2 separate regions of the Homo sapiens genome follow, and region 1 is linked to region 2. Evidence: chromatin loops called from intact Hi-C (ENCODE). Cell type or tissue: HCT116. All regions are shown on one strand. Links, peaks and the distances in the headings refer to the core of each region. The heading gives the core; the rest is flanking DNA. Region 1 has its middle 80 kb from the start of LHX8-AS1. Region 2 overlaps SLC44A5 (solute carrier family 44 member 5).

What was found. Hi-C counts contacts between places; a loop is a spot of excess contacts. Peaks named below come from ENCODE experiments on the same cell type or tissue, not always from the same donor. Only the 100,000 strongest peaks of a DNase experiment are listed, where the experiment ranks them.
Region 1: a loop joins it to region 2, with 14 times the contacts of the local background. A loop is called at or near these places in 8 of 110 quality-filtered maps.

Annotation. Positions count from the first base shown.
Region 1 is chr1:75,048,514-75,056,909 of GRCh38, reverse strand. No RefSeq gene overlaps it. Among named protein-coding and RNA genes, the nearest start is that of LHX8-AS1, 80 kb to the left of the region's middle. In HCT116, for the core only: a CTCF peak has its summit at 3,520 (motif pointing left); a DNase peak (open chromatin) is centred at 3,498; H3K27me3 peaks cover 488 bases.
Region 2 is chr1:75,199,511-75,207,906 of GRCh38, reverse strand. It overlaps SLC44A5 (solute carrier family 44 member 5), which reads left to right. Exons shown (of 24, transcript NM_001130058.2): 24 at 4,074-5,778. The coding sequence ends at 4,180. Among named protein-coding and RNA genes, the nearest start is that of LHX8, 69 kb to the right of the region's middle. In HCT116, for the core only: a CTCF peak has its summit at 4,026 (motif pointing right); a DNase peak (open chromatin) is centred at 4,046.

The sequences.
Region 1 (8,396 bases), core at 2,442-4,941, 150 kb after region 2:
GTTTTGTGAACCAAGGAAATAGTCACAAGACATATCTGTGGGCCCACTGAATTCACTGCAGGACATACTTGGGGCAAGACTCTATTCACCATCTAATTTAAGTCCCTGCTCTGACAATATACCACCTTGACATTGAGTATTCAGAGGTTATCAATTTAGAGCAACTATAAAACCCTCATAAAGCCAGAATAATTATTTTTACCTAATGCATAATCATTTTAGTATATGGTCACAAATCTCTCTGGGGAAGTCTCATAAGAGATTTATAGTAAATACCTATGGCCATGTTGCAGGGTTCTTTCTCAATGTCCTACCCCATAAAATAGGGATTCCAGGTCTGTGAACTGGTGTCTTGGAATTGGGTAAATGGCCACAAATATTTATTGCAGAGACTTGATTTGGATTTCTAATCGCCAACACAGCATTTTCTACATGTCATACAGAACCTTAAAAAGGTTTCATTTATTCAACTAACAAGTTGAATATGTTTATACTTACTGTGATTATTGATACATTTCATTTAATTTCTGCTATCTTATTTTGTAATTGTCACTTCACCATAATTTTTCCTTGCTTGTTTTATTTTTCCATTTTCCTTCTTCCCCTTATTTTTTCTGTTAATTTGAAAATTATACATTTATATCTATTCTTGCAGCGATTACTTAAATGTTTTTAACATCCTTGCTTAAAAAGTCTTAAGATAATATTTTTATCCTCTTCTTAGCTATTTTTAACATGCATCCCTCCTACTTTCCTTACATGTTGTTGCCTAATAGTTGAGTTCCATCTTAATTTTGACCTCCAAAATGAATGTTCCTTTTTTTTTTTCTTTTTTGGTTATAGTCTTTGTTTTTATATGGTTAAAGCTTCTTTAGATTTGCCCACATGTTTACTAGTACTTTAACATTATGGTTTTTGTTAATTCAGTCCCTCTAAGCTTATAGTCTTTCCCCTAACATACATCCTTGAGTGATTCTTTCAGTGAGGCTCTGTTAAATCTCTTAATATTTTTTTCTAAAATATCTTTATTTTATTCTACTAAAGTGATTTAAAAAAATCTAGGTGATGAATTCTAGATTGAAAGTTATCTTTATTCTGCACTTTGTTGTTACTATTTCATTGTCTCCTGACATATTGCTGCTGTTGAGAGGGCTATCAACAGTAAATATTTCCCCTGTATATAATGTTTTTCTACTTTTTAAGATATTATGTTTCTATTTGATTTTTTTGATTTATTACAGTATGTGTGTCTTTTTTATTTATTTATATCATACTCAAGACATCTTGAATTTCATGAGTCTGAGGATATATGTATTTCATTAATACCAGAAAATTCTCCACTATCATATCTTTTAATGTTACCTTCTCGCTACTATTTTCCTCTTCTGGAATTTTGATTAGGATTACTTTGAACCTTCTCACTCCATCCTTCATATCTCTTAAATGCTCTTTGATGTTTTTCAATTTTTAAAAATCTCTGATGCATTATGGATAATTTTCTCAGACCTATCTTCAATTTCATGAATTCTCTCTTTAGCTATAGCTAATTAAGTTTGAAAAATTTAATTGACATTTTTCATGTCTTAAAGTTCTGTTTGCCTCTTTTTCTAACATCTATTTTCATAGTTTTTTAGTTTTAGGATTTTCATCCTTTCTTTCATGTTACTTAAAGATGTTTGTTTTGTCATCTGTTTCAGAATCTTGTTCTATTCTTATGGTTTTAATTATACCTTTTTGGTATCTCTTGATTCTTGCCTATTATGGACTGTTTCCTTGTGATTTTATATTTATTTAATCATGAGCTAGTCTTTAGTGGCTTTAAAATTTTTTTTTAGGGTATCCCATAATGTTTTTGTTTTGGGTGTGCCTCCAGATTGGTTTAGTACTTGCTTCTCCCAGGTGCCTACATGTCGAGACCCACAAATGTTCCCATGGTTTCTGCATATATTTTAGCAAAATGTTGCAGGTTTTGTGTATGTTAATAATTTCTTCCTAGGTCCTGGTATGTTCTTGATCCCTGGGGCATACTGACATTTAACTCTGTTTATGGATATAGTGGCAATGGAAACTGGTTGTGGTGGGTCTTAAGGAAAATAAACGTTCTCTTTCAAGATATGTTCACCAGGTGACATTATCACAGGATTTTGAAGCAAAGGAAGGCTATATTTTTAGATACTAGAGGGCAAGCTACTTCCACTGGTAAGGGAGGACCAGAGTTGTGTGTATTAATAGTGGAGTTTTCAAGACTGTCAGTTTCATCTGGGTCCAACTGGGTATCTTATCCCAAGTTTCTGAATTCCATTCTTTCTTAATCAGTACTGTCATGTAAGAAACTTGGCAAGACTGTCAGTTCAACTATTATAACTCAGAAACTCACACAATTATATTTTGTGTTTTATTTTCAACAATATCCGCCACATGGCTACAGAAATTAGAGATTCTTTTAGGGCTATCATGAAAGCTTTATGGCTCTTAGGCCGTGACTTGAACTGAGAGTTAAAGGATTTGAGCTTGCCGGTATTAAAAAATAGGCATTCAAGTCACACTTAAAAGCTTCTATCCCACGTCACAGTCCTTAATATTATCATTATTGCTATAATGTTCAAGTGCAGGAGCCACTTGGATTTCAAAGCATTTGCTTCAGTTGGTTTTTCATTACAATAAGCGACAAGTGATAGCTTGATTAATTTTGATGCCACTGCATGTCAGAATTAATAGCATCCTATTTCCTTTTGGCAAGGAGCTCAGCACTATGCTGAAGCCCAAGTGCATGACCAAACCAATTCTAAAATCCCAACTTTGTCAGTTTATCTCCTGGATCAGTTGTGATTTTAATTTTATATCAGGCAAAGTCCAATCAGGAGACTGAAATCACATGATAATTTGAACAGGACAATTTTAATATAAAGAGTTATTAGCTATAACTGGGGATTGGAGTAATGAGGAATTGGCTAGAATGGGACAAAGAGATCTCTAAACAGTACTGGAATAGCAGGCATAGAGAGCAGCCACTACCCCTGTGGCTGAGAAAGAGCATCCAAGGAAAAGCCCCTCTATGCCTCTGGGCTGAGATCCAGATCTTGTTGGACAGGGTGCAGTTTACCGAATGGTGGAGGAATTTGCTGAGGTGTTGTGCTGGCAGGACTTGCTGATAATATAGTTTCTGGGTGCTTGAGAAAGCTGTCCGTGGAGCGGTGGTGTGACTCAGAACCTGCTGCAAAGCTTCCCAAAGGATGCTATAGGAAGGCTTCCAACGGGAGGTGCCATACTTCATTGCAAAGCCAAACATTGCTGGCCACCAGGCACTGCTGACCCTCAATTGCTTAAGGAGCTGGGCACTGAAGAAGTTACCTTAGAGGGCAATGAGGGAAGCCATTCACAACGATGTGATGTATGCTACTGGCCTTTGGATGCTACAGAAGTTGCTCATAGTGCAGAAGCCTTCTAAGAGGAGTATACCGGAACTAGATTCATAAACTCTTTCCTTCTTCAGTATCCCTCCAGTGACCTCTGCTGACAAAGTTTAGCACTGTGCTAGCTGGCAAAAGAAATATTTACAGGTTTCTGCTTCATTATTGCAGAGCAGGTAATGAAGAATGGATTTGGAGCTTAGAGGCAATAAATTAATAATTGGAGTATCAACCATTACATATTTATTTCTACTAATTCTGTATTCAGGAAGTAGCCTAAGTTAGAAATTTTGTGGGTATCTTGTTTTACATCTACATATTAATTGCAATAAATACCATTTTAATATGATTTTTATTAATGACCCAGAAACATATCAATCAAATTTATGTATGACTGAAAGCTTGGAGAGCTGGCTAACAGTCCCACAGTGGATGATAAGCACACAGAGGACATTACAATAAACATTTTTTAGATAAATGATTAAGTGAATGGATAACTATATTATTATTTAACATGATCTTAAAAGACTGAGGCCAACTTTTGACATTTGAATAAGTAATAAGATGGAGGGAGGGATGTAGGAAGTTTATATGGCATATCAATTCTTTGAAAAGACAGAACAGTTTCAGGTGACTATCAGCTTAAAATCAGCTAAGTGAAAGGGAAAAAAAGCTGGTTCTAGGTCAAGAGGTCAAGTGAGTTTAACCTTCAGAAGTTCCTCTAGCAAAATGGTAGTGTCTATCTAGAACTATCTTTTGAGGGGCATTATTAGTTTGCTTCAGGTCTCAGTGGAACATAATTTAGTGATTGATTTGTGATGTCTCCTATGAGTGTGGAAGGGAGCTGCTTTACGGGGGCTAATGGCTTCAACCTTACCCACTGTTTAAGTCAACTCCTGGAATATTGTGTTCTATGCTGGATATCACCTTTATGGATTATGTTGAAGTGACTGTTTTTACTGTTTTTAGAATTTGATGAAAGTTATGTACCTTCTCCCAGAAAGATGCACTTGTGCATACATACGTAAATTTTGCATGCAGTTGCAACGGGGTTATGGAATCTAGATTAGGAGTTCTTGGGTTGAATGACATGAGAAAATATACCTGAAATAATAATAACAGGAGCTTCATTTATTGAGCAGTTCTATATGCTAGTGCTCTGCTAGGTAATTTTATATATAATATCTCCTTTGAAATGCCACAACAACTTTGCAAAATGGCTAGTATCACTTCCATTTTGCTATTAAAGTAACTGACGGTGAGAGTCCACAATTTGCTCAAAGTCACGTAGTGGCACATTTGCACTTTCAATCCAGATACCTTCATACAGAACTTATTTTTTCAATTTTCTACAAAGGAATCTGTCTTGTATATAATGTTTAATAAATGTCTGAATGGTAAATAAATGAAAGGCTGGCGTGTGGAAGATGTCTTATTTTGTATTGCTCTGGAAGGAGAAATAAAATGCATTGGTAGAATTCATATAGAATGATATTTTATATATCTATATATGTGTGTGTGTATATATATGTATATATTTAAAACCCTACATTACTAGTTCTTTTGCATTTACCTAACAGTTTTTATCTTTTAAATATCTTGCTTTCACAGATAATCTCACATGACTTTCACCCTTACTCTATGAGGGATATAAGACAGATATAATTACCACTGTTCTATAGATAATGAAGCTCAAACAAAAGGAGGTTGTGATTTGCTCAAGGTCAAGACAGCAAGTTATGATTAGAGCTCCAGGTCTCCTTTTAGATAGCTTATGCAATGCTCCTTCAACCATAGTATTTTCTGCTTCACAGAATGTCTTACTGTGAAGTGAGACATAAGACAATCAAAGATGCATGACTGATATATTTAAGACTGCCTATAGTCTACTTTAGCTGGACAAGTAAATGAAAACATCCATTTAGAAATTCTAAATAAAACAAGTACTATATTAATAATTTGGATTTAGTTCTGCCTGATGCTGAAAAGGAGTTCAGAGATGTACAATTGAACATTCTGACTCTTGGAATTGAAGAACATGATTTTTGAATGTGGGGAAAATTTTCACACCAGGGCCCAGTTGTAAAAAAGAGCTCCAAAGGAGGTTATCTTTGCTTTTTTCTCTCCCTTCCACTACTGTTTCTTCCAAGATTAGCAAAAATTCCTTATTCTTCTTCCTTGTGTTTATCAAGCGCAGGGATTTTCAAGCCACCTTAGCTATGAACTAATTGTACTGCTCATATTAATTATGCTAAGTGTTTTATGTAGAATTTTACAATTTAGAGTAATTTTACATACGTCTATTGATTTGCATGCCACCGCATTTGGTAGACAGACCAGACCTTATTAATTCTTATTTTAGGAATGAAGAAATTAAGGTCCAGAGAGGTTGAAAGATTTCATCTAGTGGTAGAGGAATGATTTCCTCTATGTGGTAGATCCAGGTTTTAAACCCATCAGGTTTTCTGCCTCTCACTAGTAGAAAAAGGTTGAAAATTCAACAGAGTTGAAAGAAGAGATTCCAATAGGTATAAACTGGAAAATAGATGCTAATGTGATTGTTGTATTGTCAGAAGCACTGAAAGCTTTCAGGACAACTTGGATGTATTTTTAAGCTACCTTCAATCTTGCTTTTTAGTGCAGTCTTACTTACTTATTCTGATATAGAGCAATCTGGTTTTCTTTACTTGTGTTCAGAACTTATCTTAGGACAAATAAAGGGGATGAATTGTTCTTACAACAGTTCCAGGTTTTTGGATGGATCCAGAAATTGTTTTCTGAATCTGTCAAGTGCACCCAATGATTGAGATTTTGGCTGAAAGTGCTTTGACAGTTAACTCAAGTGAAACCCTCTGTTCCCTTTCCTCTGCCTGCTTGTGACAAGTCAGACCCCAGCTTACATAGATATGAGTGTTTGTTAAAGCGGGCCAAGAATGGAAACAAAAGGTGGCATTTCTTCAAACTGTTAGAGGCAAACCACACCCTATCCACCTTTTACCTTTCCCCACCCAGCTTTATTGAGGCATGATTGACAAATAAAAATTGTATATATTCATAGTATGCAACATGTTTTGATATATGTAGCTATTGTGAATTGATTATCATAATGAAGCTGATTAACATATTCACCCCTTCACATAGTTCTTGCCTTTTGTATGTGGTGAAAACATTTAAGATACACTCTCTTAGCAAATTTCAAGTATACAAAACAGTATTATTAACTAGAGTCACCATACTGTACATTAGATCTCCAGAACTTATTTATCTTGATTAACTGAAACGTTGTGCCATTTCAGCATCTCCCCAGCCCTTTCATCTCCCAGCCTCTGGCAAGTACCATTCTATTCTCTGTATCTATGAATTTGACTTTTTTAGATTACACATAAAAGTGAGATAATGCAGTATTTGTCTTTCTGTGCCTGGCCTACATCCCTTAGCATATTATTCTCTAGATTCATCTATGTTGTTACAGATGACAGGATTTTCTTCTTTTTTAAGGCAGAATAATATACCATTGTATATATACACTGCATTTTTTTAATCCATTCATCTGTTGGACACTTAGGTTGATTCTGTATCTTGGCTATTGTGAATAATGCTGCAATGAACATGAGAGGGCACATATCTCTTAGAGATATTAATTTTATTTCATTTGGATATATATCCAGAAGTAGGATTAGTGGACCATATAGTAGTTCTATTTTTAATTTGTTTAGGAACATCCATGCTGTTTTCGATAATGGCCGTACTAATTTATATGCCCACCAATAGTATATAAGGGTTCTCTTTTCTCCACATCTTGGCTAACACTTATCTTCTGCTTTTTTATTATTTTATTTTTTAATTTAAGATTGTTATGGGTACATGGTAGGTGTATATATTTATGAGGTACATGAGATTTTCTCATGTAGGCATGCAATGTGAAATAAGCACATCATGAAGAATGGGGTACCCATCTTTTCAAGCATTTATCCATTGATTTGCAAACAATCCAATTACTCTTTCAGTTATTTAAAAATGTAAAGTTATTATTGACTATAGTCACCCTGTTGTGCTATCAAATAGTAGGTCTTATTCATTCTTTCTATTTTTTCGGTATCCATTAGCCATCAATACCTACCCCCATAGCTCCCCACTACCCTTCCTGGGCTCTAGTAATATCCTTCTACTGTCTAAGTCCATGAGTTCCATCGTTTTGATTTTTAAATCCCACAAATAAGTGAGAACATGCTATGTGTGTCTTTCTGAGCCTGGCTTGTTTCACTTACATAATGATCTCCAGTTCCATCCATGTTGTTGTAAATCACTGGATTTCATTCTTTTTTATGGCTGACTAGCACACCATTGTGTATATGTAATACCTTTCTTTTTTCATCCATTCATCTATTGATGGATAGTTAGGTTGCTTCCAAATCTTAGCTATTGTAAACAGTGCTGCAACAAACAGGAGTGTAGATATCTCCTTAATATACTGATTTTCTTTCTTTTATTTATATATACAGCAGTGGGATTGTGGAATCACATACTAGCTCAATATTTTGTTTTTTGAGGAAAGTCCAAACTGTCCTCCATAGCGGTTGTGCTAATTTACATTCCCACCAACAGTGTACAAGGGTTCCCTTTTTCTACACATCCTTGCCTGCATTTGTTATTGCCTGTCTTCTGGATGTAAGCCATTTTAACTGGGGTCAAATGATATCTCATTGTAATTTTGATTTGCATTTCTCTGATAATCGATGATTTTGGGTACTTTTTAATATACCTGTTTGCCATTTTCTGTTTTTTTTTTTTTAGAAAAATCTATTCAAATATTTTGTCCATCTTTTGATTGGATTATTAGATTTGTTTCCTATAGAGTTGTTTGAGCTCGTTGTATATTCTGGTTATTAATCCCTTGTCAGATGGGTAGTTAACAAATATTTTCTCCCATTCTGTGGGCTTTATCTTCACTTTGTTGATGTATCTTTTGCTTTGCAGAGGCTTTTT
Region 2 (8,396 bases), core at 2,532-5,031:
TGATGCTGGATAAAGGGAGGATTCCCTGCCAGGGTGGGATAGAGCTTGACGGTTTGAGGTCTCATTATGCTACTCATAATAGTACACAATTTAAAATTAATGAGTTGTTTATTTCTGGAATTTTGCATTTCATATTTCTGGACCTTGGGTAACTAAAACCACAGAAAGTGAAATTGTAGAAAGCAAAACTGGGTAAGAGGGGACTATTGTATAGAAATAGGATTAAGGACAAAAAAAAGCAAAATGTTCAGCGTCTATCATGTTCCCTCTTTTGCTTTTCATTTTGTATGTGAGGAAGGTCACTGTGAGCGCTAGTAGAAATCTACTAAACCAATGACCCAACCATTCCCAAGACTATAGCTACTATCTGCTGTGAATTGTATATATCTGCGGGAGGCTTAATTTCATGCAAATGTATCCTTGTTTGTCAGCATAATTCTGGTGCTTCCTCCCAACTAGCCAGCAGGTGGGTGGTCAGTGAACATGCCATCAATTTAATATTAGCCTAAGCAAAGCTGAAAGGTAAATTAATGTATTATGAGAGTCAGAATACATTGACATTAGCTTTCAAATACAATCTGAGGAAGACCGCAAGAATTTAGGACAGGGTGCCTTATAGTTAAGTAGAACAAGAGCAAAACTAGGTGTCAAGAAGCTGGGTCCCTATCTCATCCTATTTACCTCAGAGCTTTTGACTTCAGCGAGTTGTTTTATATCCCTGGGCCTCAGGGTGTTCGTCTGTAACATCGGAGTATGGACTACCATTAGAAGTGACTTGAAAGTCTGAAATTCCATTATTATTCTACATTTATCACAGAATTAATATACTTCCTATTCAGCTCCATCCCGGAGGATTTGGCAATTTATATCTTTCTGAAATGAACAGTTACAGAATTTAAATATGACACTTTTTTGAAGGGACATAGAATATCTTCTTAGCCTTTAAAGTATCAAAATACATCTCTCTGGGAGTGGGAGGGATTTAGGAAGTTTCAGTGTTTCCTGGCAGAGGTTGAGGTTTCTTACCTTGCCCAGAATCAGCAAGTAAACTGCACTAATTTGTCTTATATTTGACTTTCTAACACTGATTTTTCTGATTTTTCCCTGTTCGACCCTCCAATTTATAAAAATGTGTATAATTGTTCTGCTGCTTCTGCTTTTGCCTGCTTTGGCTGCTGCATATACAGGTGAAGATCTGGAAAGAAATGATGGATCTACAGAAAAACCCTACTTCGTAACCCCTAACCTGCATGGAATTCTGATCAAGAAGCAACTAGTTCCCCAGAAGCAGAAAGAGTAGAAAAGCTCCAAACAGTGTCACTCATTTTTAAGTAGAAGTTGTGTAAATTAGGTTGATTGTAATTTGGAAATGTTGCTTTTGAGTAATGTGAAATTTCTGTGCTTAATTCTAAGAAGTCAGCACCTGGTACTACCTGAGGTGTCAGGTATTTGATGACATTAGCTGCTGTCTACTTTATAGACAGTGGTCCCAGCTAAAGATCAAAATGTTAATGTCAAACGTTTTTTAAAATCTGTAGCCGAGAGTGTTTTAATAACTTTTATAACTCAGCGTGCTGTTTCCATTGCAGCACTTTAATAGCCTTTCTTTTTATAAGTGTATATTTGTAAAGGATATTCAGGCAATTTTTGAAAACACTATAAATGTGTAATTAATTAGCCATAAAATATTGATTTATAGTTAACCAGCATATGGTACTAAATTTGTAAATATGGTGCTATGGTTATATTTATACTGTTCAAGCTGGTGGACAACTCTCTAAACTGTGATTAAACTTGTATTAATGGTTCCCTAGGAAGTATATTTCAGTGAGTCATGTCCATAACAAACATAGATGTTAATGTTATATAGGTTCTACGGAGAGCATTACTGGGTAAAAAATACTATGGAACCTTCAGAGCCCATTCTGTTTTAGTGAAATCATGTTTATATTGAAGTCGAATCTGAGTTCTGGAGTGTCATTTCCAACAACATGAACCTCTGTCCATGGTGAAAATATTCTGAACAAAACTGAAATTGTTACATAACTCATGCCTTTTGTCTTTAACCCAAATTTCTTATTCCCACTATATAGAAAATCAATATGAATTTGTTTCAGAAGAGTGATTATATCTTTTCATGAGTATACCTGTATTTCTAGATTAAAGAGATTGTGTGGCTTTGTTCTACAGAAGGTTTGATTTTGTCTCACCTTTCAGTGAGGAAAGAGAAAAGAAAGACACTTCAGATTTTACCCTAAGGAAATATACTGTTGGCGCTCCATCATCTAATACCTTTATGAGGGGCATACTGTGGGTTAGGAACTCTCTCTCTGCAGGGCTTAGGAGGAAAGTTGTTGCCACCTGCCACCGCTGGCCGCCTGAGGTTTCTGATAGTCATGTGTAAGTTTTGAATGGCAGAACAAAGCATGAATCAGACACACATCTTGCCTAGCCATCCCCTGTGTGCAAATGTGTATGATGTGGTTAACCATGTAAAAATGCACCCCAAAAGGAGCATTGAATCAATTTGTATTTTCTTGGCTTTTACCTTAAACTTGTATATAAGGATTATTTATATATTGACAGAAAGGAACATGTTGATCTGAATATCACTCATATATCCAAGAAAAGAGTCAGAAATGTATTGTTGTGTTATAGATTGATCTAAATACGTATTAATTATCTTCAAGTGTAGACACCTAGATTTAAACTGACTCTGTGGCAGATTAATTAATAGCAATAAGCCAATGAATAGGGAAGATTTTTAATATATAATGACTACCAGCTTGTTCTTGGCTTACATTCTTGAGATTATTGTATTCAAAAGTGTCAGTTGGCTTCACATTTTGGCAAAGAGCCTTCTGCATTCTTATTCTCCTTGAAGCATAATGCAGATAATGACAACTTATCTTTCTAGATTAGTCTTTTATTATTCAACAAGACAAAGGCCACAACAAAGGACTAGTAGAATAGTGACCTCTACCTGAGAATTTGTTATAACTATAGATGTTTGTGCTCTGCCCAAGAGATTCTGATATACTGTGATTTGATGTGAGCCACGATGTGAATTATTATAAAGTTCTCTAGTTGATTCTGATACACATAAAAGTTGAAAAATTGGCCATGTGTGGTGTCTCACGCCTGTAATCCCAGCACTTTGGGAGTCCAAGATGGACAGATCACTGGAGCCTAGGAGTTCCAGACCAGTCTAGGCAACATGGTGAAACCCCATCTATCTTTATAAAAAATATAAAAGTTAGCCAAGTGTGGTGGTGCACACCTGTAGTCTCAGCTACTTGGGAGGCTGAAATGTGAGGGTCACTTGAGCCCAAGAGATCGAGGCTGCAGTGAGCCATGATCACACCACTGCACTCCAGCCTGGGTGACAGAGCAAAACCCTGTTTAAAAAAAAAAAGTTGAAAAAATCACTTGAATAAAATAAAAATCAACACATAAACAAGTTGCCAATTTATATTATGAGCTAACATCTAGTCAGAAAAATATTCTCCATTTACTACTTATTTGTGTAATTGAAATATGTAGAATAAAAATGAGCATTGTTTTTGAGAAGATATTTAGAAGCCATTTTCTTACAAAGCAATTAAACTAAAAACTGTGAAAAACCAGGGCAATGTTCCTCAAAATTTGCAGTTGATGTGTTTGAAATCTGAAATTTCACAATTTTTATTTTTCAAGGCTATACTATTTAAATTATTGATGGCAAAACAGAATCAATTTTAAGCAAATATAGTAATTTAGAAAGTAAATTGAAAAAAAGAAGGTGAAAGTTATTTTCTCAATCATGCAACTGAGAGACACGCAATATTGGCAGAATCTGACCTGTTACACAGAATGAAATAATATCTTGCTGACATAATCACAAGGGCTTATTGTTTTCGCATAACTATGTTTACAATAATGTTGATGCCAAACTATGCTGTTTAAAAAACAACAACAAAAAAAAAACAACAAAAGGATTTTGAACTGCTGTAAAGCGAGTATACAGCAGATGGCGGTGTTACTTCTCTTACAGTTCTGCTTTGATATTTACTCTGTACCATTCTTCCTCCTAGTGGAAGATTTAGAAAGAAATGATGGTTCTACTGCAAGACCTTATTATGTGAGTCAACCTTTGCTGAAGATTTTCCAGGAGGAAAATCCACAAACTAGGAAGCAGTAGAAGAGCAAACTGGTCGTCCTACAGCTGTGTGTTACCTTTTCTCCATCTGCTGTGTCTGTGCAACATTTGTTTCATAAGTGCTTTGTGTTTAGCAACACTGTATTCACGACCTTGTTGGCTTGCATTTGCATGTTTTATACCAAAGCTTATACTGTACTATGTGAAGCCATCAGAAGTCGCAAGGGAATTGTTAATAACATAAAACATTTTTATACTAAGATCATTTGTTTTGTAATTCGTTTTTAAAGAGTGGCTTGGATGTTTTGAAAATACTACTGAATATGTTAATATTCTTTTAAATCTTAGATTGAAAAATGATACATTACTTAAATTGATAGCTCCTAATATATTTTTAAAATTACAACTAAAAGAAGACTTCTTCTGCAGGGAAAATTGGTCAGCAAAGTGAAATTAAAAATTTTAAAGTTTTTCCCACTCTCGTTGGACAGTAAATCAGTGAAAGGACTGCCCCAGTTGAGAGTTTGCTCTCTTTAAGTATAGAATGTTTCCTCTTAAACAAATTGCCAATCATCCAGCCTTTACTACTTAGCCCTCTGACAAAGTGCCTTACTGGCTATTTAATATTACCCAGCTTTTATGGGCAAGTTTACAAACATTGTTTTTTAAAAAATTAAAACCTGCAATGTTTCGTGATTAAAACAAGTCTTATTGCATTTGTTTCACTCTTAGCTCACTGATTGGAAAACATTTGTCATTTTGCTCTGTTTGATATCCTCACTATTATGGAATACATTGTGCAGCTAAACAATTTCCCTTGCGCCTAGTGGACATTCATGAATGTGTACTACACGCAAGAAGAAACAAACCCCGAAAGAACACTTGTTGGATTTCTTTGTTTTTTTTTTTACTAAAAGAGAAGTTTTAAAATGAAATGTTTTCTATAGTAGATCTTTGAAAATACAATAGGTATAATACTGCATTTCTCAGTGTTTTACAAAGATCAGAAAGAGAAACTTCTAGGAATTGCAAAGGGAAACTTTACTCCTCGAAAGGGTGCTCACAGATGTCATGTACTGAATAGCTCCCTTTTAAATGATCATTTATTTTCATCAAAGCCTGTTCTATATATGCCACTTCATTTTCTAACTTTTGGTATGAAAAAATCAGTTTACTTACAGTATGTTAATTGTATTGTACTACTATAAACAGGAACATAATTTCCAATTCAGTTTTAAATAATTTTACCAGTACTACTAACTTTTAAGGAAATTAATTCAGTTGGTTACTCAGTGTTTGTTACAGAAAGAGTCCAGAAAAGTATTCACCCTAAGAGAATGTCAATCATATAATGATAATTTGTGAAAGCTTTGAGAATCAATCATCAGTAAGTTACTATCAGTTTATAAAATATTATCACATTTGTTTAAATGTGACTTTAGATACTTTTATGCCAAAAATAAACTCACATGAGCACATGACAGTCTGAGCTCTATAATCAGTGTGCTTCTGCTGTGCAGAAATGTTAGAAACGTATTGTCTAAATATCTTTGATAATTAAAATGTTTAATATTTAATGAAATTTGTTGTTACTTGTTTTAAATCTTTTTTCTTTTAATAAAGATTTAAATAAGAAATAACTGCCTGTCTTTTGGTTTCTTTAATCTAGAAAAAGAGAAAAGCTTTTGTTTTCAAAACCCACTATACTATGACAGTATCTTCTCTATACCAAATATCTAGGTGGGTTTTTTATTTTAAACTAGATTTATATTTTTAAAATTTTCCACTTTTCTCCAGCTGTGCATTGACAAATCAAATAAGTGAAACCGATAATTTATACAAAGGAAATAAGTCAAAGCTAAATGGATGAGATACTTTAAAAAAAAAATCAAACAGCCTAAATTAGTCAGTTTTTCTTTGTTTTTATTTGCCAAAGGTTTGCTCAGTCCTTCATTTCATTTTGTCAAAATTTATAGGAGAAAAACGTTATTATTTTCAAGGCGGGTGTAAATTTAGAGGCCCTAAAGAATATGAACACCAATTAACAGTTTCCTAAAGCAAGATTAAACATACCTATCACTGATTTATCTTAAGCTAAATTTTAAAACAAATATATTGATGTCTTTTCTTAGGTTGAATTATATATTAAATCTTCAAAATTAATTATTCTTTAAAATTTAATGGGTTTATTTTCTTTCTTTCTTTTTTTTTTCTTTTTTGAGATAGAGTCTTGCTCTGTCTCCCAGACTGGATTGCAGTGGCACCATCTCCTCTCACTGCAACCTCCGCCTCCCGGGTTCAAGCAATTCTCCTGCCTCAGCCTCTCATGTATCTGGGACTACAGGCACCCACCACCATGCTGAGCTAATTTTTGTATTTAGTAGAGATGAGGTTTTACCATATTAGCAAGGCTGGTCTTGAACTCCTGACCTCAGGTGATCCGCCCGACTTGGCCTCCCAAAGTGCTGGGATTACAGGCGTGAGCCACTGCGCCCAGCCCTAGAATTTAATGGGTTTCTTTCAATGAAAACATTAAACAATGATCTTGCAGTTTTCAGTGTTCTTTTAAAATAAGAACACAATAAGATAATAAAACAATAAGACATGGTATTAATATAGCTAATGATTCTTTTTTATTTGAAATAAAATATAATGTAGTTTCCACAAGAAAGTCAAATTCTGCTTTACGTCTTAATAACTCCTACTTTTCAATGATGAAGCACTTATGTTGGTAAATAAATGATATACCATTGTGCAATGATTAATTTGTTTTTTCTATGTCCCTAAAGAGCTTAAAAAGAGTTAGTGTGTCTGTATAGTAAAATCACACTATGAAAGGTTCTATGGGATTGTCAGGGACAATGTAGTTCTTATTTAAACTGCTATTGGAAAACAGGCTCTGTGTAACAATTTCTCACTTTTCTTTTAGTATACAGCTGACTAGCACTCATTCCAATGTATGTTCTTTCACTTTTACAAGTGGTGCCTCAGGAAATTGTTCTTAAACTATAACCAGGCATAGTAATTATCTCCCTTATTATCTGGTTCTGGATTGGGGAACATGCTTTATAAATCAGTTTTTGTTGGCAAAAGATATGGGGACAAATTTGAACTAAAATCATTATTGCAGACCATAGTGTATGAAATGACATCTTAACGTTTTTTCCAGTTTCTTGCAAATGTTAACCTTAGATGTGTGTAAATGATTATTTTATAATAAAATATAGATATATGATTATAAGAATACAATTCAACAAATCATTAATGAAAAAATCAATATAGCAGATCCACATTCCATTGATATTAACAACTTTGTGTCATAATCTAATTCTCATTATCTAGGTCTAATAAATAAAGTAAGTAAAAAAACAAATATATATATAGAGAGAGAGAGACAGAGAGCGCAGATAAAACATTACTTCTTCGAAGTTACTTCCCATATTAGGGCTAAAATGGGCATTAAAGACATTTCTCTCAGGACCTAGCTGAGTTACTTCCGGTTATTAGTGAATCAATCATCATCAAGAAAACAAAGACAACCCCCATTAAAACAAATGTGAGGCTGGGCACGGTGGCTCACGCCTGTAATTCCAACACTTTGGGAGACCGAGGTGGGAAGATCATGAGGTCAGGAGATCGAGACCATCCTAACTAACATGGTGAACCCCGTCTCTACTAAAAATACAAAAAATTAGCCAGGCGTGTTGGCACGAGCCTGTAGTCCCAACTTCTTGGGAGGCTGAAGCAGGAGAATTGCTTGAACCCGGGAGGTGGAGGTTGCAGTGAGCTGAGATCATGCCACTACACTCCAGCCTGGGTGACAGAGCGAGACTCTGTCAAAAAAAAAAAAGTGCATTCCTTCATGGACATAGAGTATCATTTATTCAAAGCTTAGACAACAGAATGATGTTACCATCATGGACCCTATTAAATGTATCAGGTCAAACTGAACTGCCCTTTCCCCCATTTACAACTTCGCAATTGCTTGGAATGAAAGGCAGCCAAAATGTGTAGAATCTGGCGACATCTTTTGTCATGGTTTCTGCACTGGGGGAATGGGGGCTGTTATGTGACAAATTTAAAAGCAAGCAATTCAGTTTTACTATTTGAAGTCACTAGCTTTATTTTCTTTAAATTTAACTCCTTGGCTTTTTTTTTTCTTTTGTATTTACTGTATGAATCACAATAATTTAAGCAAGTGGGGAAATTGTGAATGCAAGTAAAACACCCTTCTACCACTGGCTCAAAAACATGATAC